4 separate regions of the Homo sapiens genome follow, and regions 1, 3 and 4 are each linked to region 2. Evidence: chromatin contacts called from ENCODE Hi-C or POLR2A ChIA-PET data. All regions are on one chromosome and are shown on one strand. Each heading gives the region's core, a stretch centred on a gene start or an enhancer-like site at or near the end of the contact. The rest is flanking DNA. Distances are from core to core; before and after follow the strand shown. Region 1 holds the start of LOC124902448 (a long non-coding RNA gene). Region 2 holds the start of VSIR (V-set immunoregulatory receptor). Region 3 holds the start of DDIT4-AS1 (DDIT4 antisense RNA 1). Region 4 holds the start of SPOCK2 (SPARC (osteonectin), cwcv and kazal like domains proteoglycan 2).

Region 1 (7,451 bases), core at 2,149-4,648, 260 kb before region 2:
CATGTCCTTAAAAATCTGTCCCCTTCTTGGACAGGACAAGGGGCCTTTGTCAGGCATGGTGGCCTCAGAATAAACACAGGAAGGCGACCAGTGGCGGATGATCGGGCTGCTGTCTGGGGCAGAGTTTTCTAAGTCAGGCTTGGCATTTCACTCAGAATGCTCCTGCCTGTGGCCAACTGGAGGGATCCCTGTGCCCACGCCTGAAAGCAAGAATGTCCAGGCCGGGCAACGGGGCACAGAGATGGTTACACAAGCCTCTGAGGACAGAGAGAGCACCCTGAGCCTCTGCAGTCGGGAAGCGGCAGCTGGTGTGGGAAGGGGCTTTATACAATCTTCCCTTGATCTGTGTGATCTTGGGCAAGTGGCTTAATGTCTCCATGACTCAGTTTCCTATCTGTAAAATGCAGGTGATCATGATACCTACCCCAGGATTTTTGTGAATGTTGAATTATTGTCTAATGTCCTTCCAACAAAGCACAATAAATAATAGCTGTATTTATCATTATCATTATTATTATTTGAAACTAGGTTAGAGGACCAGGCTTCAACATAGCTGTGCTTTTAGTTTCACTGTTTGTTCATGTTATTTTTTAAAATCAGTTAAAGCCCCATGTGAGAGATCATATGCGGGGAGTGGGGAGGATTCACCAACAAAGGTTGGAGAATTAATACGGGGATGAAAAGCACCCAGGGAGAGACACAGGGCTGGTGTGTGTGTGTGTGGGGGGGGGGGTCATCCCATGACACAAGAGTCTGGAGTGCCTGGGAGGGAACGGGCCAGAGTCTAAGGCTAGGCTCTCTTCAGGGGAAAGGTTTGGAAAAGGAGCATTTCTTTTCTTTCCTTTTTCTTTTTATTATTATTTTTTTGAGACAGGTCTGTCATCCAGGCTGGAGTGCAGTGGCACGATCACAGATCACTGCATCCTCGCCCTTCTGGGCTCAAGCGATCCTCCTGCCTCAGCCTCCTGGGTACCTGGGACTACAGGTTCATGCCACCACTCCCAGCTAATACATTTTTTAATTTCTTTGTAGAAATGGGGTCTTGCTATGTTGCTAGGGCTGGTCTCAAACTCCTGGGCTCCAACTATCCTTCTACTTTGACCTCCCAAAGTGCCAATGTTACAGGAAAGGGGTCCCCACCCCATGTCCCAAGAGAGGGTTCTTGGATCTCGTGCAAGAAAGAATTCAGGGCAAGTCTGCGGTGCAGTGAAAGCAGGTTTATTAAGAAAGTAAAGGAATAAAAGAATGGCTACTCCATAGACAGAGCAGCCCTGAGAACTGCTGTTTGCCCATTTTTATGGTTATTTATTGATGATATGCTAAAAAAAAAAGGGGTGGATTATTCATGCCTCCCCTTTTTAGACCATATAGGGTAACTTCCTGATGTTGCCATGGCATCTGTAAACTGTCATGGCGCTGGTGGGAGTGTAGCAGTGAGGATGACCAGAGGTCACTCTCGTCACCATCTTGGTTTTGGTAGGATTTAGTGGCTTCTTTACTGCAAGCTGTTTCATCAGCTAGGTCTTTATGACCAGCATTTTGTGCTGACCTCCTGTCTCATCCTGTGACTTAGAATGTCTTAACTATCCGGAAATGCAGCCCAGTGGGTTTCAGCCTCATTTTACCCAGCTTCTATTCAAGATGGAGCTGCTCTGGTTCACATGCCTCTGACACTGGAATTACAGGTGTGAGTCACCTTGCTGGCCTCTTTTCCCTTTAGTAACAGCCAAGGGGCTGTTTCTGTGTCTTCACATGTGACAGATTCACGTGTGACACATCACTGGGCTCCGGGCTTGCGCCCAGCCTCGTCTTTCGGCCCAGTCACAGGAATAAGGTGCTCCGGGGGTTGTGAGCAGCCTCCTGGCACAGAGCAGGACAGGGTGTTGGGGGGCCAGGGAGGCTGGCAGTGGGGACTGGAAGGAGGGTCCCATGCTTTACCCCCCCACACACCCAGGGCTAAGAAGAGTGCTGCCCTGGAGTCCTGGGGCCTGAGAGGAGGGGGATTTAGTCATCACTGTTCACCCTCCCCCAGTATTCCAGAGGAATTGCAGCCATCTCTGTGGACAAGGCAGCTTGTTGTCTGTGAGCACTTTATGATTTTGAAATTCATCCCTGCCATAATTATAAATTAACATTTGGAGGGCTTTCTACATGCCAAGCTCTTTTCTAAGCCCTCCTGTCCGCCTTTTTTTGGAGTCAAGGTACCACTCTGTTGCCCAGGCTGGAGTGCAGTGGCTACATCTCAGCTCACTGCAGCCTCGATGTTCTGGGCTCAAGTGATCCTCCCGATTCAGCCTCCTAAGTAGCTGGGACTACAGGCATATGCCACCACGCCGGGCTAATTTTTAAATTTTCCATAGAAATGGGATCTCGCTAGGTTGCCCAGGTTAGTCTCCAGCTCCTGTCCTCAAATGATCCTCCTGCCTCGGCCTCCCAAAGTGCTGGGATTACAGGTGCGAGCTGCTGCATCCGGCCTCTTTTTAAGCTCTGTCTGCATTATCTCATTCAAATCTCACAACATTCACAACGTTCAGGGCTGAGAAAACTGAGGCTGTGAAAGGGACAATCACAAGCCCCAGGTTGCCCAGCCAGGGAAGCACTGTGAGCCGGGACGGGAACTCAGCTCAGGGGAACGTCAAAACTGTGTTCTTAACAACAGTCAGCCCAAACATTGGGTCCCTAAGCCCATGGCTTCAAGCTGGCCCTTCTCTGTGGGACAGTAGCAGCCCTCCCATCTGCTGATGTTTCTCTCTACCAGCCCCTCAGCATCTGGACAAGGCAGCTGACCCCTTCCACGTGCCCACATACCTTGGTAGCAGAGGGACCTCTCAGCATTTTTACTGGCTTTTCAGATTAAAAAAAAAGTTAGCCAGGTGTGGTGGTGGGCACCTCTATTTCCAGCTGCTTGGGAGGCTGACGCCCGAGAATTGCTTGAACTCGGGAGGCGGAGGCTGCAATGAGCCGAGATTGCGCCACTACACTTCAGCCTGGGCGACAGAGTGAGACTCCATCACAAAAAACCCCCAAAACAAAAAAAACAAAAACAAAAAAACTGGGAGAAGAAGGAAATGGGGAGGAGTTGAGCGGAGGCTCAGGAGAGTCAGGCAAATGAACCACAAGAAGCTGGGAGAGGGGCTGATCTTTCCATCTCCTGTGAAGGCAGCCGTGACATCCTCCACTGGAAGGATGAGTACCTGGGGCTGGAAGGGGTTGCACAACTTGCTCAAAGCCACCAGCCTTGTTCCTGACAACCTGACACCCTCACAGACCCACCATTGTCCCCCTGCCCAGAGTTCCAGCACTGCGTGGGGTGAGGCGGGAGGTGAGGCAGTGTTTGCAACAGCTCAAGGCCGCAGTCCAGGATGACCCTGCCTCCCCTTAAGCTGCCTGCCCGAGAGAACAAACACAAGGCTGCCGCCAGAACTGTTTGTTCCAGCCAAGCCCCGAAGATAGGGCCCCTGCTCCCACTCTCTGTAGGAAGATAGGAGCCTCACTCCCATGGCGCCGGTTAGCATTGGACCAAGCTCCTTCTCCCGGCTTTTTGTAATGTATCACTTTGTCCCATCCATCCTAATACACACACACACACACACACACACACACACACACACTCACAGGAGGACTGGTCAGGGTTCCCTGCACATGACCCTCATATTTTGTAGGGGAAACTGGGATTCATTTCGGATCATCCACTCTTTCCTCCCTCCTAAGACCATGTTCCTCATATTCCGCCACCTCAGACGAGGTGGGGCTCAGTCTTTGTTCAAGCCGTATTGCTTCAGCCTCATAACTTCAAGACCTTGAGCAAGTTACTTTACACCTCCAAGCCCTGGTTTCCTCATCTGCAAAGTGGGAATAATAAAATAATCTAGTTTGCAGAGTTGCTGAGAGATTGTTTTATTTTTGTTTAGTTTCTGTTTTGTTTTGCTTTTTTTGAGAAGGAGTCCCGCTCTGTTGCACAGGCTGGAATACAATGACGCAATCTCGGCTCACTGCAACCTCTGCCTCCCGGGTTCAAGTGATTCTCCTGCCTCAGCCTCCCGAGTAGCTGGGATTACAGGTGAGCACCACCAGGTTGGGCTAATTTTTGTATTTTAGTAGAGACGGGGTTTCACCATGTTGGCCAGGCTGAACTCCTGACCTTAGGTGATCCGCCCACCTCAGCCTCCCAAAGTGCTGGGATTACAGACGTGAGCCACCACGCCTGGCCAAGATTGTTTTACGTCAACAGCGAAACAGTATCTGGTACAGAGTAGGTGTTAAACAAATAATTGCTATTGTTATTTTGTTATTATCTGGTCCTCACCTCTATCCTCAAAAATAGCTCCAGTTGACTCAGTTATTCCTCTTTTATAAATCACTACCAAAACCAACACTTATCAAAACACCACTCTGTATCCCATAAATATATACAATTATTATATGTCAATTGAAAATAAAAGGGAAAAAAACCAATACAAACAAATAAAAAACACCCAGGTGTGTTTCAGCATCTCTCGTCTCCTTGGGGCACTAACTCCTTGCCACACTTCACCTGCATGAGAGCTGAGTAAGCTTCTGGAGCTTTGGAGAAAGTCTGGGGTCAGGAAATTGGGAGATGTTACTGGCACCTGAGAGGGGGAAGCTGTGAGTGGGGACAGGAGAGACTGCCCAGCTGCAGCTCAAGTCCAGAGTGGTTCAAAGGGCATGGCTGGGGGACAGAAAGCGTATACTCCCTTGCCTCCTGTACTAGTGCAGGAACTGTGAAATAGGCATTCAAATATGCAACTGGCAGGAATGTCATTTGTACAACCATTTCAGAACATTGGTTGGTAGGCTGGGATAGTGGCTCAGGCCTGTAATCTCAGTACTTTGGGAGGTTCAGGTGGGAGGACTGCTTGAGCCCAGGAGTTAGAGACCAGCCTGGGCAACATAGGGAGACCCCATGTCTATTATTTTTTAAAAACAAAAACAACAACAAAAAGAACATTAGTTGGCAGCATGAATTGAGAGATACTAAAATGTAGATTTTTGTTGTTGTTGTTTTGAGACAGAGTCTCACTGTGTCGCCCAGGGTGGAGTGCAGTGGCGCGATCTCGGCTCATTGCAGCCTCTGCCTCCTGGGTTTAAGTGATTCTCATGTCTCAGCTTCCCAAGTAGCTGGGATTACAGGCATTTACCATCACACCGGGCTAATTTTTGTATTATTAGTAGAGACGGGGTTTCACCATGTTGGCCATGCTGGTCTCGAACTCCTGACTTCAGGTGATCCACCCGCCTTGGCCTCCCAAAGTGCTGGGATCACAGGCGTGAGCCACCACACCCAGCCTAGATATTCTTTGATGCTAAAATTCTGTTAACAGAAATGTATCCTAGGAAGATAATAGAGTACGAGAAAAAAAAACCCCAGAGATGCAGATTGAGTTTTTTACATAAAGAGGTTCATGTTATGCTATTTAGAATAACAACAATTTGAAAGTAAATCTAATGCCCCAAATTAATGAGTAGTGGCACGACGTGTGACACCTCTGATTTAGCGAGGATTAGATTCACTCTTGAGTAATAGAGCACCCAAAATTACAGCAACATTATGAAACACAAACTTCACACACATTCCAGAGATAGGCTGTCCAAGGCTAGCGTGGTGCCTCCATAATTATCAAGGACTCAGGAGACGTCTATCCAGTTCTGCTGTCCTCAGTGAGTGGCTTTTACCCCACACTCCAATATGGCGGCTTGAGTCTTGCCATTATGTCTGCATTTGAGCTGTCATGAGGTGGAAGAAGCAAAAAAGAGTACCACTCTCCCTTTATGAAATCGCACCTAACGCTTCCACTTACTTTCCATTGGTTGGACATTAGTCACATAGGTACACCTAGCTGTAAGAGATGCCAGGAAAGACGATAAGACAATAAAGAAACACCTTTCTTTTTCTTCTTCTTTTTTTTTTTTTTTTTGAGACAGGTTCTCGCTTTGTCGTCCAGGCTGGAGTGAGATGATACAATCATGACTCACTGCAGCCTCCACCTCCTGGGCTCAAGTGATCCTGCCACCTTAGCCTCCCAAAGTGCTGGGATTACAGGCATGAGCCACCGCACCCAACCTAGACAGCTGACGCTGACCCAGAGCCCCAAGAGGTCAGGTCTCTGGCACCTTACAGCATTGGGGTTTCGGTCCATTTTTGTACCACAAATAGGTCTAAAATGATTTTGAGTGTGACTGTGTCTTTTATTTTCTGATAGACGGGGTGCTTTTAAATTTTCCCTTTTAGAGGCAGAGGTTGCAGTGAGCCGAGATCACACCGCTGCACTCCAGCCTGGGCCACAGAGTCAGACTCTGTCTCAAAAAACATACGTTAAAAAAATTAAAAAAATAAATTTTCCCTTTTAATGTTTTGCCCGTTTATTGCTGTTTCTGGGACCACAGGGCCTCAAAGCATGGATGTGAAACTAACCTGACTGGAAGCCCTCCCCACCTCCCTTGACTGCATTTTATAGATGGTAAAACAGATTCAGAGAGGCAAGAGGGCTTGGCTGCGGGGCTGCCCGAACCCAGTCGTAAAATGACTCACAGGACTATTGACACCTAGACTTTAAAACTTTCCAGCGATTTTCCTCCCATTTGAGATAAGGGGAATCATATAACAGTTCAACATTTCTCTCTCTCTCTCTCTTTTTTTGTTTTTTTCAATTAGGCTGGGAGGCTCCATGGGGGAGGTTATGGGCAAAGACGAAGATTTAAGAAAATGAAGATGGAATCTGTGTGCGCTGGGGCTGGGAAGACTGAGGGGTAGGAATCAACACACACATGCACACAGGCACACACACACCTGTATGCACATACATGAGTGCTTACCCGTGCCCTTTTGCCAGTTCCCACTCGGCTTGTTTGTATCAGACCCAAGGAGGCAGGATAGGTCAGCAGTCACATCTTCCAGATCAAGGTCTACTGTGGCATCATAAGGATTAATTTTTTTTAATTTTAATTTTTTTTTTTTGCGATGGGATCTTGCTCTGTTGCCCAGGCTGGAGTGCAGTGGCACGATCTCAGCTCACTGCAACCTCTGCCTCCCAGGTTCAAGCAATTCTCCTTACAGGCACTTGCCACCATGCCTGGCTAAGTTTTATATTTTTAGTAGAGACGGGGTTTCACCATGTTGACCAGACTGGTCTCGAACTCCTGACCTCCTGATCTGCCCATCTTGGACTCCCAAAGTGCTGGGATTACAGGCGTGAGCCACTGCGCCTGGCCGTCATAAGGATTAATTAGGATATTGCCTATAATTGCCTGGCCCAGGAGAGGTGAGATGTGCATGTCTTCCTCCCCAGTCCTCACCGTGGCTGCTTGGTCACTGGCTTGCCTGCTTGGTTTCTCTTTGAGGCTCCTCTGAGTAGGATTGGCCAGCATCCATGGGCCACTCCCTTCCTGAATGTACTGGGACCCAGTCTGCAATGAAGTCATTGTTTGAAGCA
Region 2 (7,162 bases), core at 2,672-5,171:
GACCCCCAGCAGACATCACTAATCAATCACAGAACTGCTGAGGCCAGATGCAAACTTGGGATCCTTGTTAGCACAGTGGTCTAGTGATTAAGACTGGCATATGGGATGAACCCTGGTAGTCACCCCAGCTCAGAGCTTTACGAGGGCCTGTGTCTTATTGAGCCTATATGTCCTGCCAGACTACAAGAGGCAAGAATGTGAGGCACTCGGCCCAATGCCATATTTAACCTTCATCTATTGTTCATGTAAATGAAAGAAATACATATTTTCAGCATTTCCAGAAGGAGGACATTGGGTTTGTGGCAATTTCGTGGGCAGAACTTGTTGACCTGTGAAAAATAAGACTCACAGAACATAACTTCATTCCAAGAACAGCTTCTACAACATACTCTCCTGTGATCGGCCATCTCTGCCAATGCTTGAGTCAATTGGACCACAAGTAATATTCAGCTAATCAGAACTCGGCAATCAGCACTCAAGAATCAACTAGAAATGGTTCTTGCTCCTGCTTCCTGCCTTTCTCCACCTGGGAAGATGTCCCCTGTGGACTAACTGCCTTACCCTGGCTCCCTTGCTATCCAGCTTCCTGCTGGGTGTGGCCAATGGGAGGCCCTGGCTGAAGATGAAAGCAGTGGGGAGAAAGAGGCGGGGGTGTTTCTTCCACACTCCCTCCATTCCTCACTGCGGTTCTGCCCATGGCTGTGTTTCTCCTGCTTGGGGACAGGGGTCCCCCTTTCATAGCACCAGCTTTCACTGGGCTCCAGAACATCACTTCCTCTTCTTTCCCTTTGGACATGTGAGTGGTAGTGGCTTCCTGTGGTTGGTGCTAGTCTCTGGGTGCTTTACCAGCCTTCCTAAACAGTCCCTGTATTAAACTCTCTTCAGTTGAACCCTTTCTGAGTGTGCCATCTGTTTCCTGCCAGGACCCTAACTAATACAAATCATAATGAGTGACTAATATAAAATAATAAGGTGTTAATCACTGCAAAGGTGTCTGGGTAGAGAGAACGTGACTAGGCCATTGCCAGGCCAGAGAACAGAAAGCAGGTGGTACAGACAACTCAATGTAGGCAATTTGCATATGGTTTTTTCCTTGGGACTGGCTGGCTCTGGAGCTACCACTGGAAGAATGGACAGATGGGCAGGGGATCTGGACCCAAGAAGGCTGTCACTGCCCCTGAGGAGGCAATGATTCCTCTGATATGCAGCTCTGGATCTTGGGGGTGGAGGGCATTGGGTGTTTGCTGAAACGGTTTCCAAAGCAGATAGGGTTGGCAGCCTTGAAAAGGAGCTGCGTGGCCTTGGGCAGGTCACATCCCCTCTCTGGACCTTTTCTGTCTGTTTAATAAAGGACCTGGCTTGATTTCTAAAGTTGTTTCTAGCTCAGGGAGTTTGGGAGGTGAGTTTGGGAATGTGGGAAATGTCAGCATCCCCTCCCCAACAGGGAGGCTGGAATTCAGCCCCTTTCCTGCAATGTGGTGCTCTTGTATTCTTGCCGGCAAGTAAGGGGACTCAGGAAGGCTCAAGGCTGGGCCCCTCACCAGTAGAGAGTACTCACAGCTGCCTCCAGGCCCTGCAGAGCCACAAGATGGACATGGTGGCTTTCCTTGACAGTCATCTTTATTCGAATATTTGGGGCCTTCACCACTATTTTTAATGAAAACAAGCACAAACACATGATGGAGTGTGCAGGCTGCAGGGGCTGGGAGTGGAGAGTTTGAACAGAGTTGGGCCTTGGAGCCCCTCCTGCTCTGAGACCAGGTCTGGGCTTGGGGAGGGAAGGTGGGTTTGACTTCCTCTGGTCTCGGAGGGAGGAGAAAGTCAGTGCTCCAAAGGCCCTCTCAGCTGAGCCCTTCCTGTCCTGCCCTGGTGTTGAGGAAACAGTGCTTGAGGTTTCTGGACCATGGTCCTTGGGCAATGCCTGTGTCTCACCCTGATGCAACCCCAGGAGGCTCAGTGGTGGGCAGTGTGGTAGGGAGAAAGGAAGTGAAAAGGGGGGAGGGAACTGGGCCCAGCTCAGAGGCTCTATCCCCCTGGGGAAGGGGTTGGCAGGGCAATTGCTCCCCTTTCTCTAATTCCAGGCCCTCCCCGGCTGCTAGGCCCTGGGGAAGAGGGAGTCTGGTTTCAAGGGTGTCCTGAGCAAAGCCAGTCCAGGAAGGGTTGAGATGGGGTGGTGCTCTAGGATCTTGCCCTTAAGGGACCCCCCTCACTTGCCAGAGGATGTCAGGGTGAGAAGGGCCCGGTGTCCACCTGATCTCAGTTGGCTTTGTACCTCCCCTGGTGGAAGGGAGCTCATGCTATGCCAGCAGGAAGGGCCCTGGGCTGCCTTCCAAGGTGGGGTCACAAGGCCAGGAGCATGCCCAAGGACCTGGGTTATGTCCTGCCAGCCTCTGGGGCTCCCATCCTGGGGAGTTCACTGGCTCCAGGGGGACTGGGCCTGCACAAGTTCACTTAGTAATAACATGATGCCTCAGCCTTCCTCTGTTGTAGCCTTCCCTGCCCTTAGAGCAAGGGCTAAGGGCCTCCAGAGAGCCCGTGACTTGGATCAGGCCACCCACAAGGCCCCCAGGACTCCTGGCTCCCATTGAGTCCTGATACCCTGGTTCCTGACCCAGTCAGACTCTGAGTGTCCTCTGCCTCTCAGCCTAGGAGTCACCTATTAACCCAAGATCCCTAAAGTGCCAGAAAAACCCCTGGAAGCTTCAGCTAGACTGGGGTAAACTGAGTAAAATGGCTGTGCTCTTCCACTCCTGTGATCCCTGGTCCTGGCCACGATCACCTCTGCTCCTCCATCACACAATCACTCACTCACTCATTGGTTTGTCCATTCAGATAAAAGTGCAGTAAAACCTTCTCCACGCCCAGCTTTGTGCTAGGGTCTCAGAAACATCAGAGAGAGGTTTGTAGTTTCGCTCTGGAGGGCAGAACAGCCGGAAGAAGAACCAACTGCTGGTTATCTCAGGCTGGAGGTGGTAGCTGAAGGGGGTGTGGACAGTAAGGATTTGCCGGGAAAAAGGAAGGGTCAGGACATTTCGTGAAGTGGGAGGACTTGAGCTGAGCCCTGAGGGATGAGAAGAATTAGGAGGGGAGAGACATTCCAGTGGTGCCAGCAGTGCTGGGTGTGGGTGCAAGAGCAGAGGCACTAGAAGTTAGGGTGCATCAGAGTGTCCTGCAGATATCCAGGCACCAGGGAGGGAGGGCGGGTGCACAGCCAGGCGGACAGCTGAGGCCTCTGCCGGAGGGGAGCTTGCAGGATGTGCTGTGGGGCACGCCAACAGGTGTTGCCTGCATATCTGTGTGTGTCCCGGGGTAGGGATGTGCTGATCTTGGCGTGTAGTCCTGCACCTGTTCTGTGTGTGTGTGTGTGTGTGTGTGTGTGTGTGTGTGTGCGCGCGCGCATGCACTCAGGGTGCCTCAGGCTCTGAATCTACAGTTAAACTGGCTCCAGCTTGCCTAGCTCTTCACAATGTCAGATTTCATTCATTCACTCATTTACTCACTCATTCCACAGCTGGGAGTGCCTACCACATACCAAGCCCTGGTCTGGCTGGAGGATGTAGGGTACAAGTCTCTGTCCCCAGATCACTCAAAGGCTGGTGGCTGAGGGCAGATGCAAGCCATGGTAACGTCTATCACGCTGTTAGAGGTAGATCTACTTCTTAGGCTGCGCAGCAATAATAATTTCTCTCCAAAAGGACTGGGGGACGGTAGAACGGGCTTTAAACTGCCGATCAAGTGGAGCTGACTCGCTGGGACGCACGCTGGCTCCCCACCCACGGGGCCGGCCTCCGGGAAGCCCCTCCCACGCGGCCCTCGGAGAGGCAGTTCCCCCACACGGCCCCCCGGGGGCGCTGCGCGAAGGGGGCGGGTGCCTGGAGCACGGCGCTGGGGCCGCCCGCAGCGCTCACTCGCTCGCACTCAGTCGCGGGAGGCTTCCCCGCGCCGGCCGCGTCCCGCCCGCTCCCCGGCACCAGAAGTTCCTCTGCGCGTCCGACGGCGACATGGGCGTCCCCACGGCCCTGGAGGCCGGCAGCTGGCGCTGGGGATCCCTGCTCTTCGCTCTCTTCCTGGCTGCGTCCCTAGGTAAGGTCGGGGGAGGCGGGGCGCTGGGAAAAAGCTGGGAGAAGACAGCAGACTGGAGTGGGAACTGTGGGATGGGGGCGTCCTGGGGGCCCTCTCAGCCTGTGTGACCGTGCACCCCACTCCACCCACCGCCCAGAGGCTGCTGGGACCCCTAGGCAGGGTGCAGTGGCAACTGTGCCAAGTGCCCCAGCTAGGCATCGGGCACATCTGCATGCTCTGACAGCTGCCCAAGTGGCAGGCAGGGCTGTCCCCTGAGGGCTGCCTGTCCAGCCCTTCCCTGCCCAGAGAACCCAGGGCACAGGTAGCTTCTGCAAAGAAGGAGAGGCACAGGGTGGGGGCGGTCAGTGTGTTCTGGTGGATATCACTGGCTTTTGACAGCTGGCATCTTTCTGCCCCTCTAGTCTCAGGGCTCTAGTGTTGCAGAGGACACAGAGGGCGTGGTATGCTCAGCCAGTGCCCCATGCCCTGGTGAAACCCCTGGCTGAGCCTTGGTGGGCACTGGGCACTGGTCACGGTGGGTCCACTTTCAGACACAGAGGCAGCACTGCCCACCTGGTCCCTATTCTAAGGGTCTGATGGCCCAGGAATAAGTGGTCAGCTGATTCCTGCCATCCTAGCAAGGCTGCCACTCAGGGACCAGTGTGGAGTACTGGGGAGGATGTGGGACACTCTTCAGCTCAGCTATGAGCCCCTTCTGGGTCCCTGGATAAATTACGGCATCTCTCTGGCCTCAGTTTCCTCAGCTCAAACACAGAAGCCCACACAGGGAAGCACCATTTTCCCCTTCCAAAGTCCAGACTGTCAGCATGTTCAGATAGTATCCTGGCCCCAACACAGGGGCTCCCGGGCTGGGGGCAGAGGCCCTGGTACCCATGGCCTGGTTGCCTAGTTCTTGCCTGCCCAGAGCTGAAGAGGCTGGATCTCTTCAAAGAGCCTGTGGAACCAAACTTTATAGGGAGGGCCCAGGGAAAGTATGAGTCATGCAGGGACTCGGAGGGAGGCAGGAGGGAGGTGGAGGGCTTGGCACAGGGACCCAGTGGGCAGGATGGAATAGAAGGAGAGGGTGATAGGATAAGAGGGAGAGGAGGAGGCTGAACCTGGAAGATACCTTAGCAACCTGGGTGCCCACAGGCAGCTGGCTATCTCAGCACTTGGAGGCTGGCCTGGGCCTCTGAGGAGGAGGAGGGCTCCACATGTCACAGACACAGCTGCCCTAAGCCCCAGGGTGGATGCTTCTCAAGGTGACAGTCAGAGGGAGGAGGAGAATGGGAGGTGGAATGGACAGTCTCAGCACCAAGGCCATGGCTCATGGCAGGGCATGGCTTCCAGAAGGAACAGAGGATGGTGGCAGGCAGGCAAGCCAGCATCCCACCTGTCATGGGCCACCTGCCCTGCACTGCCCTCCCTGGTGGCCCTGTGAGACCCTTCCTGCTTTCTTGCCCACTTCCTGCCCTCACTTGGCTGGGCTGCCCTCTGTTCAGCAGCCCCAATTTGAGAAACATTTCTAGAGATCCAGGGCACAGGGACCCAGCTTGCAGAGCACCCAGTAGCAGAGAGGCCCCAAGAGGAGCTCAGGACGCCTTCCCCTATATTGCTTATATGGCCAGGGGCCTTTACTCCCAGAGGTCTTGGCTACTCAAACAACATGGTATACTAAAGGGTCATCTCTTCCTGGGCCCAGCACAGGGAGATGATTTAGGCTGGCTGCAGCTTTCCACTGAAAGGAGCCAGAAGCATTTGAATTGCTCTGGGACCTCAGGATTCTGAACTGTGACATGGACACACTATAATAGATATTCACCCAACTCCCTAGGACAGTGTGCACTGAGGGAGATAGCAGATGGGAGGCCTGGTTGCAGGCATGGTCAGCAGGATCTGTAAGTTGAGAAGATTGATCACCAGCCTGCCGAGGTGCTGGGTTGCCCTGGGTATGTTGCCCAAGGTCAAAGCCTTTATGCCAGGGAAAGTGAGATAGAGTGGCCGGGGCCAGCCTGTTCTCCAGCTCTTGGGGTTGGGCCAGCACTGAGGAGAATGGTAGTGATGAATGTGGTGTTCAGAAGCCCAGGAAACACCAAAGATACCCCTTTCCTGGGCCTGACTCAGGGTGAGATGGGTGGAGAGGTACACTTAGGGACCAGGACCCAGCAGATCTCAAGGGTAGCAGAGCCTCTTCTTCCCCACAGACATTCCCAGGACCCGAGGCAGTTACTGTCCTTGCCCTGTCCTCACAGGCTGACTCAGGACTCCCAACCTCTGGGACTAGCACATTTAAGTGCACTGGGGCTAGGGACGAGAGACCCCATCTTCTCCTTCATAGCAAACCAGGCTGCAGGGCCTTGTTGAGTAACCCAGTGCTGCAAGCCTCTGACGCAGCAATGGTCAGCTCTTAGGAAATCCACAACCCACTGCCCAGAGGCTCTGGAGTAGAGAGGAACAGCCTTGAGGCCAGTCCCTGGCATGAGGGGTCATCTACCCAATGCCAGGGACACCCAAGGGCCAGCAATACTGGGAGTCCCTTGCTGAGCTGTACTAGTTGTTCATGCTTCCACCCAAGCAGGGCAAAGGTTCCGCTGGGGTCTGACCTTCCTGGGAGAGGGTGGTCCAGGCAGGAGTGTGCTGCTGAGACGCTAAAGGGGTCACCTCCCTATCCGCACACAGTGTATGGGGTGTTAGGCCTGAGCAGATGAAAGGAAGAAAGGGATCCTCAAGGAGAACCCGTTGGCAGTGAGCGAGCCCCACATACCAAACTTGAGGCCCCAGGCTTTAGCCAACCAATGACCCAGGGTCAGTCTGGTCTCCCAGGGGAGGGTGGGCCAGGGATCAGCACTGTGGCTTCCAGTGGCCCCACAGATGCCCTTAGCTGCAGTCCCAGCATGCCTGTATATGGCAAAGCCAGGGACATGCATGCCAGGGCTTCCGTACAGCCCCTTGCTTAACTCTTGGGCTTTGTGAGTCACTCAGACCTAGGCTTAAATCCCAAGATGGCCATTTACTGCTCTGTGATATTGGACAAGTTATTCAGTCTCCCTGAGCAAGTTCCCCTCCCTCTAAAGTGGGAAGATGATACCACCTCCCTTGG
Region 3 (7,366 bases), core at 2,851-5,350, 500 kb before region 2:
CCTGCTGCAGGAGGATTTTCAGGCCCTGTGAGAATGAGGGAAGCCAGTTTGGCTCTGGGAGAGGGCATCTCAGCTGAGCTAGCTTGGGAACCCAAGCTTTGATTTGGCCTCAGTCTGACTATCTAAGAAAAGGTACGGTGCTGGGCTCAGCTGCCTCCTTGGCTTGGAGAAGGGCTAATGCTGACCAATCCATCCAGCTCAGGCCCCCAAATACCAACAAGACTCTGTACTCTGAAGACAATTGTTTCCTTGCTTCTCTTTTGAGACTGGGGAGGCAGGGTCGTGAGCATTGGCACAGATCTCAGTTCCCGGGAAAGTGCCCTTCAGACTCAGCCCAGGTGTCAAGCTTGCTTTACTCCCAGCCCTGAATCTCAATAGGCTGGGAGTGGACAAAGTCAGCCCTTATCCAAGAAGATGACCATTCCAGGGCTTGGGCCTCCATTTACTAATCTGTAAAACATTAAAAACCCCTGCCGCCACCCACCCCTCACAGGGTGGCTATTAGGAGGATGTGCTAAGAAAATGGGTGTGAGGGCTTTCCTCACACTGGTCTGGGCACCTTCTTCACTGTTCTCACTATCCATTTCCAAATGCACTTCTAATCCAAGTTTATCCATTTTGGGGAACAAATCACTCAGTTCTACCAAAGAGAGATGGGTCTTCCAAGTCATCGTAAAGTTTAGGACCCTCTATTGGAATCCCTGATGTAAATGCAGATTCCTGGGGCCCTGGCCCGGATGCACTGAGAATCTCCAGGAGGGCCCATGTGATCTGATTACACACGCTCAAGTGCAAGAGCCACTGTTTTAGTCTTGAGCAAACAAGGCCTGTCTGGGACCAGGAAGAGAAACAAGGGAGATAAAAACTCTCCAAATGCCAGTTGGTGTGGGTGGATGTAATTCCAGGGAAGAAGGGGGAAAGGCCCTGGGCTTCATCTGGCCCAACTCCAATTTGCCAATTTTTCTGACAAGGAACTTAGGGCCCAGAATGCACAATGCATCTTTTGTTTTTAGAGACAGGGTCTTGCTGTCACCCAGGCTGCAGCCTTGAACTCCTGGACTCAAGCAATCCTCTGGCTTCAGCATCCCAAGTGGCTGGGACAACAGGTCACAGAGGACGTCTGGGTGACCCAAGGTATCGTTAAGGTAGGCCTGCTATTTCCTTGCTCTCTAAGCCCTTAGCACTCCTTCCCTCACCTGTGTGTGTGCAAGGAGTTCTGCACCTGCCTGGTCCAGACTTCCTTCCAGTGGCAGCTCATGCCCCTCTTGGTTCCTTGTCCAGTGAGAGGCATGAGCTAAGTAGCATTTTTCAAACTCCCCCTCTTAGTCTTTTTAAATCCAGAGATAAGATTTGTAATTTTCATGATGGTAGAACAACTGATTTTTTTCTCCCAGAAAGAAAAAAGGTATTTTCTAGTTCTTTCACTGTTTATTAAAGACCTTGGGCTCAGTGGGCCCTCCTGTCTGGGCCTTCTAACCGGGGCAGCCAGGTGAGCTCTCCCTCTGGAGACTCTGGCTCGGTGGGAGGTCTGACTCACCCCCTACCTTCAGGGGTTTCCAGTGTGTTCTCCTAGTAGCTTCAGCCAGCACAGGGCCAAGGGTTCTTGGCACAGATGGCACACGGTACACATACCTCTGTCACCAGGCTGGCAGGCAGTCCCGGAAAGGGATGGAGGAACACACAGGTGGACCCCAGGGCCTGATGAGACCTGCCTTTCACTAGCACCCATCTCCCTCCTTTTCACTTCATGGTACTGATGAGAGACTCAACCAACTGTTTTAACAAACATGTTTATTAGAAAAGTAAAAAATATTGCATAGGTCTTAATACTTGAACATCAAGTGTATTCATGAACAGTGAGTATCTTATCTTCATGTAAACAGTTCTAGATGGAAGACCCAGATGGCACTCCTCCCGGGGAGGGGTTCCAGCCCCCACCCTCTCAGCCCCTCCCCTGCCAGCTCAACTCTGCAGTACACGATGGGGGAAGGCTTAAACGCAGCTGCCAGGTGTAATTTTTCAAGTGTCAAAGATCCCAAGTGATCCCTGACACCCACCCCTTCCTACTCTTACATTCATGCGTCTGTAAGATAGCTGCCTACAACAGGTCAGTAGTGATGCTCCGATCAGAAAAACAAGATACAAAACAAACAACAAACACACTTGGTCCCTTCAGACCAGTAAGATACACAAACCACCTCCACGACCTCCGACCTCCCCCCTCCCTCCGGCTGCTCTGAGGAGCACGTGCCTCTTCCTTCACCCTGGGCCGGGCTGGGGCGGGAGCAGCCCAGCTGCTCTCTGGATGTCACACCACTGTTAACTGTCAGTAACAAAAATAATAAGGTACATGCTACACACACATCCAGCTGGAAGCCTTGTTGGCCCCTAAGCCTTTGTTTCATGCTACAGTACTGAGGGGTATGTGTCCCCAATGCACAGCCACCCGCACACAACTCAATGAGCTTCCTGGGAAACACTATTCCCCCACCTCCACCTTAGGTGGCTGCCTCAGTTTTCCAACCACAGGAATCAGTCCCTCAGCTCCTGCCTCTAGTCTCCACCCCAAAAGTTCAGTCGTCTCTGTCTTGGAGGGCACTGTCGGCCCCCTCAGGTTGAAGTTCAACACTCCTCAATGAGCAGCTGTTCCGAGCTGTACAGCTTCTTCTTGATGACTCGGAAGCCAGTGCTCAGCGTCAGGGACTGGCTGAAGCCAGGGAGGAAGGGAGAGTTGGCGGAGCTAAACAGCCCCTGGATCTTGGGCCAGAGTCGTGAGTCCAGGCGCAGCACGAGGGTCAGCTGGAAGGTGGGCACCAGGCTGGGGTCGAGTGCCAGCTGGCCCACGCTGTGGCAGCTCTTGCCCTGCTCCACGCAGACGTCCAGCAGCGCCCCCCGCAGGCCGCACGGCTCGCTGTAGGCCAGGCGCAGTAGTTCTTTGCCCACCTGGCTTACCAACTGGCTAGGCATCAGCAGGCGCGCAGGGCGTCGAGAGCCCAGCCGCGCCTGGGCCAGGCTCTCCTGCAGCAGCTGCATCAGGTTGGCACACAAGTGTTCATCCTCAGGGTCACTGAGCAGCTCGAAGTCGGGCAACGACACCCCATCCAGGTAAGCCGTGTCTGGAAAGGAGAGCACACAGGAAGGGGTATTAGAGCGGCTTCAAAACGAAACGCACAGGCGGGGGAGGTGCTGTTTCCTTAAGAAACCAACGCTCCTTCCCACTCCGTGCCTCAGTTTCCGCCTCACTCACCTTATACTCCAATTCCCCCTGCCCCCAAGCAATCTGGGTCCCGATGGGATAGGAAGCCAAGGCGGCTCTGACCCCTTCCAGCACCGGGGCTTCCCCACCTTCCCGGCCCCTCGAGTCGCGTCGGCACCCGCCCACCGCTCACCTTCCTCCGGCCCGAAGCCACTGTTGCTGCTGTCCAGGGACTCGCAGTCCGAGCTCTCCAGGCTCGTGGAGCGGTCAAACCCCTCCTCCCGGGTCGCCGACCCCCAGGCTGAGCGCGGCGGCCGATCTGGGGTGGGAGTTCGGGGCAAGGACGAGGGCGAAGAGGAGGTGGACGACGACGAGAAGCGGTCCCAAAGGCTAGGCATGGTGAGGACAGACGCCAGGGCGTTTGCTGATGAACTCAGAGTGCCGGAGCGTAGAAGCCGCTGTAAGACAAGAGGGGGACCGACCAGGCGTCAGTCTGGGGACCAGACCAGACCAGACCGCGAGCTCTAGGACCCACACACAGAAGGGACACTCACCAGCTAGCGCGGTCAGCGAGAACTGCTAAGACAAGTGCGTCCTGCCGCTTGAATGGGTGTGCGAACCCGTGCCAACCACCGAGAGCCGCCCAGACCCGTCCCAGGTCCACGCTCGCACCTCCCCCTTGGCCTGCTGCGCCCTAGCACCAGCGCGGAGCAGCCTATAAGGACTAGCGCGGCGAGGCCACGCCTTCTCTGCGCCACGACCCAATCCAGACCCGGGAGTGTGGCCCGCCTTGGCCAATGGACTCCGGGCGCACGTAAGCAACGTTCTCTCCTGCCCGGTGACAGCGGCCGGGCCCCGCCTCCATTGAGCCCCAGAAAGCTCGCAGTCGAACCCCGACCCACCGCCACGCCCCCTTTCTGGAAAGGATCCGCGGCGGCTGCAGCTGCCAAGGTCCCCGAGGGCGCTCGCGGCAGGGGAGGATCAAGGAAAGACTTGTTTATTATAGGGTTGCATTGCTGGAGGAGGGGACAGCCCGTGACCAGGCTAGGAGGAGAGGCAGGGAAGCGTGAGGGGGCGGCGGGCAAGGAAAATGGTTGCCCCCAGCGTCTTGGATCCTAAAGCTTCGGGAACAACTGGGCACACACGGGGGGGATGCCCGTGGGACGGCGGCGCAGGAGCAGACGTTAGCCCGGCCTGCCCTCGCGCCCTTACCCCCTCTATCCCTGCTTTGCAAAGGCTCGGGATATGGGGGTGGGGTCCACAGACTGGGAAGCTCCGGGCACCATGCTGCCCCTTCCCCAAGGCCCCACCTGCCCATCCTGGCTGTTACTCTACAGCCCAGGACATAGGTTAATGGGGATCCCTGCCTCCTCCCAAACCCTATCTGCTTCCACTTCCAACTGCTCCCAAGGAGAGGGCTTGAGGAGAGTGGTTAGAGGAGTGTGGATGGGCCCGGGTTCATAGCGCCCAGTGCAGGGATGGAAGCGAGGATTCACAGCAGTCGGACTCACAGACCCATCCGCCCTCCCCGCGGACTGCAGGCAGCGCAGCCGGACCTCCCTGCCCGGGCGCCCCCCGGGTCCTAGCACCCAGCGCTCGCCTAGCGCTTTGTGTAAAAGATCCAGACGGTTGCATCAGGACCGAGGACCGAGATCTCTGGAAAAGCCAGGGAGTGCAATGGCCATCCCGTGTTTCATCATTCAGGCGGGGCCACAGGAAATCTGGCCTGGCAGCAGTGCTCAGAGGCTAACAGTGGTTGCTGAGGGTGGGTGGAGGTTGAGACGGACTCGACCTTTATTGCTCTAAAGGTTTATCAGTCTGGGACAGGAGGACCCTGATGGAAGAGGGAGCCAAACTTACATCAGATGCCCAGGGCCCCGGGGGCGGGCAAGGAACCTAACCAGATAGGCGGGCCTTGCCTCGGGTCAGGCTTGCTTTCGCGTGACAAATGACACTTGCAGGAGATGTCAGGCCACTGCCCTCCGCAACCCCCATCCCCACCCCAACTTAGAAAAAAGAAAAAGCTGACACTTGGGCCAAGACTTAGAACCTGAAAGAACCAGAATCCAAGCTCTGCACCCTACTCTCATTTGACAGGTGGGAGACCCACTTATGGAGACAAATTTATGGATTAAAAAAAGAAATCAGGGGATCCAGGAGACATCTTAAAGACAGCTGCAGAATGGAATAGTTTGTGAGCCACTGGGACTTTCAAGGCCTTCTCTTCCCATTCTTCAAGCTCTGTCGCTTGTTGGAGCCTTAAAGACACCAGATTGCTTAACAATGGGGATATAAAAATTAAAAATAATAAAAGACACTGGATCAAGGCGGCTAGTTGTTCTTGGAGGGCTGGAGTAGATGACATACTCTTGAAATCACTCTTACAGAGGTGACCTGCATGGGTGTGTCTTCCTGCTGGCCAGAGAGAAGATCTGAATTAATCCATCAGGAACATTCACATTTCCTCCAGGCTGATTTGGGCGGGACACCTAAACACCCTAAGGAAACAAGAGTTACGATGTTTTTTCTTCTTCTTCTTCTTTTTTTTTTTTTTTTTGAGATGGGGTCTCACTCTTTCACCCAGGCTGGAGTGCAGTGGTGCGATCTTGGCTCACTGCAAGCTCCGCCTCCCGGGTTCACACCATTCTCCTACCTCAGCCTCCCGAGAAGCTGGAACTGCAGGTGCCCACCACCACGTCCGGCTAATCTTTTGTATTTTTAATAGAGAGAGGGTTTCACCGTGTTAGCCAGGATGGTCTCGATCTCCTGACCTCGTGATCCGCCTGCCTCGGCCTCCCAAAGTGCTAGGATTACAGGCGTGAGCCACCGCGCCCGGCCTAATTTTTGTATTTTTAGTAGAGAGACGGTTTCACCATGTTGGCCAAGCTGGTCTCAAATTCCTGAACTCAGGTGATCCACCAGCCTGGGCCTCCCAAAGTGCTGGGATTACAGGCGTGAGCCACCACGCCTGGCCTTTTTTTTTTTTTTTTTGGACAGAAAAAAAATTCAGGAAAATGTGGAACACTGACCTAAAGAAAGCACAGGCTTTTTTTTTTTTTCCTTTTAAGTAGATATTCATAAGGAAAAGAATCCGGGTCCGGTTTGGAAAGGTCAGTTATTAGGAATCATTTATTCATTCAACAAACACCATCAAGACTGCCCAACAGTGTTCCAAGCACCTTTTTTTCATTCACTGTCTCCTTCTGTTAATAAAACAACTTGTCTCAAATGGGAAGGGCTGGTTAATGCGCACTGAGTAATTTTGTTTCTTTTCAAAAGAAATCTATTAGTGTTATTGTCTCATTGTGTTTCTAAAAAGCGATTAAAAAAAAAAAAGAAGGCAGTCCTATTGTTGGAAGTGTTTCCTAAAGTAGGAGGGAGTGGGTTCCAGGGTAAAGTCTCCTGCAAGGAGGCCTGGCAGAGGCCTGGGGGAGTTGGGAGTGGTCAGTGTCTTCCCCTGTGACAACTGCTAAAACCCCTGATAGAGAAAAGGCCTGTATGCCAGGAGAATCTCAAAGGTCGGGAGGAGGGTAAAGTGGGGGTTCTTAACTGCTAGCCTCTCCCAGGAGCCAGAGTGCAGGGCCTTGGTCCATCCTGTCCTGAGGTGGAGGGTAGATTCCCTTCCATCTGGCTGGAGCTGGAAAGACTTTGTAACCACCCTCCCTACACCGAACACCCCCTCACTCCACAGCTCTGCAAATGGGGCCCTTCTGGTCAGGAGGACGCTCCATCTCCTGGCCTCTGAACCAGACCTCATTGGAGCTCTCACAAAACCTAGAAACCCTGCATTTGGTGTCCACCCACCCGCTCCTCCTCCCCTCAGGCCAAGGTGGGCTTGCCTAGACATGCTTCCACCAGCAGCCTTGGCCACCCAACTCTGGCATCCCTTCCTCCAGGAAGCCTCCCCTAGCACCCTCATCCCGACACTCCATCCCTTAGGTGCCTTCCTCAGGGCATCTTTCCAGCCAGTGCATATCTTTGTTGTTAATAATTCTTTCCACTTTGGTCTTCCCACTAGACAGTAAGCTACTTGAGGATGGCGTTCTACACATCCTAACTTCAAGTAGCCAGCACTGTGCCCAGTACATAGAAAAGGCTCAGCAAATGTTCCTTGGATAAATACATGAATGAATGGATGGATGAATGAATGGCTAGATGAGGCAAGAACGT
Region 4 (7,380 bases), core at 180-2,679, 320 kb before region 2:
TTACCATTAGTTTTAGATAGAAAATAGGTAATTGCTCAAGAATCCAGCCAGTAAGTGGGATTCTGTCCTCTAGTCTCCACGACAGCAAGCCGTGCTCTCTCACTGTACAGCGCCAGGACACACCCAGGAAGAATGCTTTATTACTGTGAGATGAAGACGTCAATGGCCAGGGCCTCACTGCAGCACCACCACTAAATCCAACAGCAAAGGAAACAAGAAAACATGGAAAGGGAGCTATTGTTTTCTGTTTTCCCAACGAGACTCCGGCCTGAGCCACTGAGGCATTCAGAGTTCCCAGATAGGCCAGATTCAGGGTGACAAGGAACCTTGTAAGCTATGTTTTTTCCTACTGATTAAGATTATGTTTTTTAAAGCATTTTAAATTTTTATTTTATTTTTAGATCACAGCAGCTAAGTCTTTTTATAAAAACACAATCTAGGGCTTGGGTCCCAAAAGTTCACTAGGTTTTGTCCCATCAGATGATGTTTCCTCTTTAATGTATTTGTAATGTAAACCTGTCCCCATTTCTGCTGTGCTCTTGGGACTGTGGCCAGCCTCCAGCCTTCCCCGCTGGTATGTCAACATTTAAATCTACAGCCAATAAGGAGGGTCGCAGTTTCAACAAAACCCGAAACACCTCAAACAAAACCAGCACCCCACCCCAGCCCCCCACTCCCCGGCTTCCCCAGTGGCTTATTCAAACTAACTTGAAGTCAAAAAACCATAAGCAAATATGCCTTTTCCAAATTTGCAGCCTCCAAGGCAGATGAAATGGTCAGACATTTGCCTTTTAGGGTTGTCCTGGGAAGAGCTGACAAAACGGGTGACAGCCCCTAAACAGCTGCCTGGGGAGGAGGACATCTGCCTCTGTTTCACCAGCCACTCAGTGCTCAGGCCTTGCCTTGCGCAACGCGGTGCCGCTGGGGAGCAATGGTTCTGAGCAGCCAGTTGTTATACGGCTTTTGTCTTAACGAAGCCACCCATTACGGTAGAGCCATAACTCGCAGGAAGCCAGCTGTCAGGGCTGTGGCGCAGGCCCCTCTGGGTGGGAGGCAAGGGGAGAAAAACAGTGTCTGGCCAAATTCCCTTTCCGACACCTGAGCCTGGCTGGCTTTGTAACCGGAGAGTTTTGTGCCCTCTCCCCCATCCCATCTTCCCCGGGGAGATCCTGGGGCCCTTCTTGCTCTCCATCCTTTGAGGGAGCTCAGGGACATTTCGGGATTCTGGATTTCTTGGTCTGCAACTCCCTGTGTGCCAGGCGGGGCTGGGCCCCGCTGCGGCTGGCTGGCGTTTGGCGCTCTCATCGAGGGAGCGCTTCGCTTTGAAATCTACCCACTCCTTTTTTTTTTTTTTTTTTAAACCAGGTATGATGATGTCAAACGTGATGCTGATGCTACAGTTACAGCCCCTGCTGGCGCAGCCTCTCTGATTCTCTCTCCCTCTCCGCGTCCAGTGCTGGGCTTTTTCAGACAAGTGCATCTCCTAACCAGGTCACATTTCAGCCGCGACCCACTCTCCGCCAGTCACCGGAGGCAGACCGCGGGAGGAGAGCTGAGGACAGCCGCGTGCGCTTCGCCAGCAGCGGGGTGGGAGGAAGGACATTAAAATACTGCAGAAGTCAAGACCCCCCCAGGTCGAACCCAGACCACGATGCGCGCCCCGGGCTGCGGGCGGCTGGTGCTGCCGCTGCTGCTCCTGGCCGCGGCAGCCCTGGCCGAAGGCGACGCCAAGGGGCTCAAGGAGGGCGAGACCCCCGGCAATTTCATGGAGGACGAGCAATGGCTGTCGTCCATCTCGCAGTACAGCGGCAAGATCAAGCACTGGAACCGCTTCCGAGACGTGAGTCCGCAGGGCTGCCAAGGCAGAGACCCGGGGTTGCGGGTTCGGGGATTGAGCTCCGGGGTCTGCGGGAGCGGCCGCCGCACGTCGCAGCCCGAGGCTCCGCAGCCTGGCCGGCTAATTACACGGAAAGTAAACAGTACTGGGGGTCACAGCCCAGCGCCCCTCCCCTGTCCCTGCGGCCCGGGCCGGCGGCCCTGGGACCCCCCAGCCCCGGGACCCCCAGCTCCACACCTGCCCGACGCTCCGGGGTCGCGCGCTCCGGGGTCTCCCCTGCGGGCCGGGAGTGGGAAGGGGTGCGGGGCCGGGGGGACCCGGACCCCGGCTGCCGCTGGACCCCGACCCGGTCCCCAGCTGCGTTGTGCGAGCCGCCCCCGGGCCTGCCCCAGCCGCTGGGATGCTGCAGGCTGCACATACGGGGCACTGCAGCACCGGCAGGTCTGGGTGGGGCCGGCAGTGAGGGTGGCATCGGCTCGCGCGGTGCCCTCTGTTCCCACCGTGGGCTTTGCGGGAGGGGGACAGCATGGGACGGGAGTGTGACCGGGGCTCTGGGTCTGGGGTCCCAGCAGCCTTCTAGGCGAGATGGTGGAAGGCGTGTCCGTACGGGGGTGGGCTGGGGTCCCCGTGCAGAAGGGCGCGCGAGGACCCAGGCTGGTTTTCCCGGACCAACATTTCAGGGGGGAATCCAGCCTGGAGCGAGGGGAGCAGCTCGGAGCCAGAGGAAGGCTCCCGGCCCGGTGGGCTTGAGAAGCCGGGGAGAGTCCAGAAGCTGGGTTTGGGGGCCCCCGGCGGGCGCCGCCCGAACCCCGGCGTAACCTTGGGCCGAACTCCGCGGGGTGGGGGCGGGGGGGTAGCTGCGGCACTTTTGTTTACCGGCACCTGTGGATCAGAGGGGAAGTCGCAGGCGGCGGCCCGGCGGGGCTGGCTCCTTCCTCTCGGCCGGGCCGGGTTGGGGGCTGGGGAAGCAGGGGTGAGGCAGGGCGGGCGGAGGGTGTGGCTGGACCCCGAGATCGTTGGGGGTGCTGTGGGGGATGGGCCCGGATGCGCCAGAGGCGACGCCGGCTGCTCCTGGCGACCTGGTGCTCACCGCGGCCCTGACCCCAGAAAACCTCTTCTAGGACCCTGGCCCTTACTCCTCCTTCCCCAGGTTCCCTCGTCCGACCCACCCAGTACAACGCAGGCCACACCATGACCTCTCCCGTTTTCTCCTTAAACTGCGTGCATCCACAAGTTCCTTGGAAATTTGTTTAAAACACACATGCTTCATAGGCTATCCAGCCAAGTGATGGGAAGAGGCAGAGATTTGGATCTTTTTGTTACCGTCAGACAAGTGACTGTTTCTCCCCAAAGTCAAACTGGCAGGTTGTAATTCACAGAGGACAGCAGGAACCACGGGCAGCCAGGTCTCCAGGCTGAGTGGCCGGGCCCCGCGATGGGCTGCTGATCTCCGCCTTCGCCCCACATGCGACCTGTCCAGCCGCAGGAGCCTGGAGCCCCGCGAGGCCTTCCCGAAGCACCTGCAGGCCCAGCGCAGATGAGCCGCAGTCTCCTGCCGCTTCCTGGGCAGCAGCCCGGCCACAGCAGCGAGGGGGCGGCAGCAGGCCGGCCCATCCGGAATCCATGTGTCACTGGCCTAGGCCTCCCTCCGACTCGCTGGCTGTTTGATCTGCCAAAATGGGACCAGTGAAGGTCAGAGGGAAAAGAAATGCTTAATCAGAACAGGAAAGGTTTAAAATAAAAGATTCCTCCCCACCTCCCTTCTTCCACCTGCTTCCAATAGCCAGCTCCGTGGGTGAGAATAAATGACTTACTGCTTGACCCCATGGCACTGGGCTACCCACCTGTCTCTCTGTATTGGTGCCAACCACTTCCCCCTTCCTCTCATGCTCATCAGAAGAAAGGCACTAGATTTGAAAGTCTTCAGGACTTGCACATGTAAGATTCATGGGAAAGCTTTAGGTGTGTGTTGATTTTGGTAGCCTCAGGCTTTTGTAGGACAGATGTCCTCTAAAACCCCATTTAAGGTAGTCCTGGCTGCAGGAGGACAGGGTCAGGGAGAGAAGTAGGACAAAGAAGGCTGGGCAAGAGGGCCTGGCCCTGGGGATCTGTTGACAGCCTCTGCAGAAAGGCAGGAAGGAGGCTGCTAGCTCAGAGCCACTGCATTGCATAACTCTAGGGGTGCCACAATAGAAATGGTGCCCCCTGAAGTTGTGCAGTGCCCAGACAGTACACAGGGTCCCCACCAGCACTACAAACATATCCCTCTTCTGCCAGAAGAAGCCCTACTTCCTGCCTAAGGGCTGAAGGCACTCTAACTGGGCCCAGTAGCAACGGGCTTTATATTTCCATTAGGCCAGCTCTTTGGAAAATATGCTCCTTGGTTCCTCAAAGGAGAGAGGGGAATTTCGTTTGAACCCCTTAAGGGGTTACAAGGTTGAACTGGGACCTTGTTCATAACCCCAAAATGGTACAGGGCCCCCCTATTTGTCCTAGTAGGGTGGAGGCAAGCAGGACGAGTGGGATACTCTTGGGGAACAGGATTGGGAGGGAAATGCCTCATTCACATGGTGTGGACAGAACTGAAGGGGGAACTTGAGGGAATCAGGTTGAAAGGGTCAGGAGAATGAAGAAGAGCATGAAAACTTGGGGAGTTGCTCCACTTTGGAATTGGCCAGAGCTGGTTGAGAGGGAGCGCAGCTTAGCATCTTTCTCTGAGCACTAGGATTATAGGGAAGGCAGGATTTACCAGTTGAGTAATCCTCCCCTCCAGTGGGCTGAGGGCTCTTACAGCCTGTGCCTGGGTCGATCTCTTCTAATGCTGGGTGCCCGGCTGCCAGGGAGGAGGGGATTCTGGCAGAAGACGGGGGAGATTGTGGACTCCGCCTGGCTCCCTGGCCTACAGATCTAGCTGTACCCTGCCCTGGGCAGTCCTGGGCTTTTCCAAGCCCTGCTCTTCGATGCTCCTACCTCCCAATTCACTCCCTGCACAACTGGGTGGAATTTAATGCAGGTCTTTGGAACAAAGCATCTAGGGCCTAGAGGGATGGACACTTGGAGGAGACAGGTCCATTATACAGCATTCTTCAGGGCAGGCTCCACAGAGCTTGGCTACGAAGAGCTGACTGTTCTCTTTCTTCTTGGCTCTTCTCTACTTTGTACTCCACTTCTATGAAGTTTTCATTATATTTATGAGTGTCTAACACAGTGCTTGGCACCCAGGAGGCGCACAGTTCATATAAGTTGAATCCCTGATGCAGTGAGCACTCACATCTGCCATTAAATTAAATCAAATTAAAGCACTTTAATTTGAGTGGTCTCTTGTGCCTCTCAAGGATCTGGGAGATAGTTATTGTTACTTTACAGCCTACCATTTTATGGTTGTAGAAACTGAGGCACAGAGAAGTAATTTACCCAAAGGTCAAATAGCTAGTAAGTAGCAGAGCTGAGATTTGAATCCAAGTCATCTCACTTAATTTTGCTTTTCAGGGAATTCTAGGCCTCACCCTTAGCGAAAGTGAGAAGGAGGGGTCTACCCTGAAGAGCAAAGTATACTCTGGCTTGTGTCCTCTGAGTCTTCAAGGATGCCCTGAGTAGGAGTGTCACCTCCTAGGAAGGTGGGCCAAAGCCCTCAGTGTCTCCAGCAGCCTGCCTATAGCCTACTCCCCACCCAGGCCTAGCAACACTCCAGAGGCAGCTCTCCACCCAGGAGGGGCCGGGGTGCAGTGTGCTGGGACAGCTCTGGCCTGGGTGCCAGTTCGGGCTCTGCCGCTGACTGGCCCCAGGATGCCGGGCACATCACCTAAACCCTCTGAGCTTTGGTTTCAGACTAGGAAACTGAAAGGGACGCATAGGTGTGAAGGCACCTTGCCAGGGGGCTGGAGGGCTTCCAGGGCAGGTACTACGCTCCTCCCCCACGGAAAAACCACCAGATGGGTCCTCATTTCTAGGGCTGGCCCACACCATGCCTGTCCCTGTGAGAAAGACGTTACTGCACGCTCACTGTCACTCATTCACTGCAGATCTGAGCCCTTCCTGTATGCCAGGGACTTCACCATGATCCTGGGGTCTGGTCCAGGGATATTGTTACCTGCCGGCTAACAATATCGTGTGTTTAGGAACACCAAGAAGGCAAGTAGCAAGTAGCCACAAAGGGGCTCCCTCCTGACCACCCCTCCCTGCTTCCCACCCCACACACCTAAACCACTGCGAGTGTGGGGATGCGCTGCGCCGACGTCTGTGGGTAAGTGTGGGTGTGTGAGAAGAACCCAAAAGTGGGTCAGGATGGATTTCATAATTGGGGTTTGGGTCCTTTGCCAGATAAAGTGACTAAAAACAAAACAAAACATATAACAACAACAACAACAATTGGGGTTTGAGAATGGGAGGGTGGGCCTTTCCCTGACCTCCCCTCCACCCCACCTTCTAACTGGAGCTGGAGCAGTGTCAGCAGAGTGATGGGCTCTTGAACACCCAGCGAGACTCCAAGCCTGGGAAGAGAGGGAGAGAAGAGCCCTCTTTGCCTGGAGAGGCTGTCATATGCTACTCCAGTCTAGCAGCAGCCTGAGAGGATGGGAAGCCAGCACCCTCCCGTCCCCTTCTCAAAAAGGTCAGAAGGCTACCTGGAGCACAGAAGAGCTCTGTCCTACCCTAAGCCCCAAGGGCCAGAGAGAGTGCTCTGCTCATCTTCCCAGTGAGGGGACAGAACTAGCTGTGTGACCTTGCAGCAGCCACTTCACCTTTCTGGGCCTTGATTTTCCTGGTGGTTTAGTGGGGAGGTGAAACCAAATCATCTGCAGAGGCTTTAGCATGCTGTCACTCCAGGAAGAGCCTGGCAATGGCCTGGCCACCCACATGTATACCCTGCTTATCCTACCACACCACCGCCACAGGCTGGGCAGCAGGTCTTTGGGTTTAAGGAAGAGATTCTCTTTTTTCTCCAGAGAAAGTACCTGTGACCAGATTAGGGGAGGGTGTATATTAGCTGGAGACCAAGAAACCTGAGAAATGGGGCCTAATGGCATCTTGGGGCAAGCACCAGGCTGAGGACACACGTATCATCTCTCTTAGCGTGGGCTGCTGTAACAAGATACCAGAGATGGGGTGGCTTAAACAACAGAGATTTATTTTGTCCTCACAGTTCTGGAGGCCAGGAAGTCTAAGATCAGGACGCTGGCAGACTTGATGTTTGATGAGGGCCCTCTTCCTGGCCATTATAGCCTCACATGGCTGAGAGAGAGAGCATGAGCTCTATGTAGCCTCTTCTTTTTTTTTTTTTTTTTTTTTTTTGAGACAGGGTCTCACTCTGTCACCCAGGTTGGAGTGCAGTGATGCAATCCTGGCTCACTGCAACCTCCACCTCCTGGACTCAAGCGATCCTCCCACCTCAGCCTCCCAAGTAGCTGGGATCACAGGCACACACCACCATGCCTGGCTAATTTTTGTATTTTTTGTAGACAGGGGGTTTCACCATGTTGCCCTTGCTGGTCTTGAACTCCTGGACTCAAGCAATCCACCCCCCTCCGCCTCCCAAAGTGCTAGGA

What was found. A loop is a pair of places that touch in the nucleus more often than their neighbours do. ChIA-PET counts read pairs that join two places held with the same protein, here RNA polymerase II (POLR2A). Pooled maps may share reads with other maps.
Region 1: a loop to region 2 is called in a pooled map of ovary, with 1.8 times the contacts of the local background. The contact joins the enhancer-like site here to the promoter of VSIR in region 2. A Hi-C loop is called at or near these places in 1 of 168 maps with a recorded cell type or tissue (K562) and 7 of 50 pooled maps. POLR2A ChIA-PET finds 5 or more read pairs at or near these places in 1 of 52 experiments (activated T-cell).
Region 3: a loop to region 2 is called in a pooled map, with 5 times the contacts of the local background. The contact joins the promoter of DDIT4-AS1 here to the promoter of VSIR in region 2. A Hi-C loop is called at or near these places in 8 of 50 pooled maps. POLR2A ChIA-PET finds 5 or more read pairs at or near these places in 5 of 52 experiments (PC-3, PC-9, activated CD4-positive, alpha-beta T cell and 1 more).
Region 4: a loop to region 2 is called in a pooled map, with 4 times the contacts of the local background. The contact joins the promoter of SPOCK2 here to the promoter of VSIR in region 2. A Hi-C loop is called at or near these places in 1 of 168 maps with a recorded cell type or tissue (PC-9) and 5 of 50 pooled maps. POLR2A ChIA-PET finds 5 or more read pairs at or near these places in 1 of 52 experiments (activated CD4-positive, alpha-beta memory T cell).

The regions. Positions count from the first base shown.
Region 1 is chr10:72,026,867-72,034,317 of GRCh38, reverse strand. LOC124902448 (a long non-coding RNA gene) reads right to left here and starts at 7,007. Exons shown (of 2, transcript XR_007062187.1): 1 at 6,835-7,007; 2 at 5,399-5,858. Within about 2 kb of position 3,398, at least 9 of the 41 ENCODE cell types and tissues checked have a DNase peak (open chromatin) inside an H3K27ac peak, as active enhancers do.
Region 2 is chr10:71,770,279-71,777,440 of GRCh38, reverse strand. VSIR (V-set immunoregulatory receptor) reads left to right here and starts at 3,921. Exons shown (of 7, transcript NM_022153.2): 1 at 3,921-4,083. The coding sequence starts at 4,002. The region is part of intron 38 of CDH23 (cadherin related 23); the gene reads right to left. RefSeq lists silencers at 3,692-4,021, 4,042-4,121.
Region 3 is chr10:72,270,445-72,277,810 of GRCh38, reverse strand. DDIT4-AS1 (DDIT4 antisense RNA 1) reads left to right here and starts at 4,100. Exons shown (of 2, transcript NR_186445.1): 1 at 4,100-4,961; 2 at 5,294-6,425. DDIT4 (DNA damage inducible transcript 4) reads right to left here and starts at 3,887. Exons shown (of 3, transcript NM_019058.4): 1 at 3,751-3,887; 2 at 3,390-3,654; 3 at 1,775-3,116. The coding sequence starts at 3,594. The coding sequence ends at 2,623. RefSeq lists enhancers at 1,721-2,244, 3,513-3,632, 4,343-4,866, 4,867-5,390, 6,358-6,858 and 1 more.
Region 4 is chr10:72,082,600-72,089,979 of GRCh38, reverse strand. SPOCK2 (SPARC (osteonectin), cwcv and kazal like domains proteoglycan 2) reads left to right here and starts at 1,429. Exons shown (of 11, transcript NM_001244950.2): 1 at 1,429-1,840. The coding sequence starts at 1,652.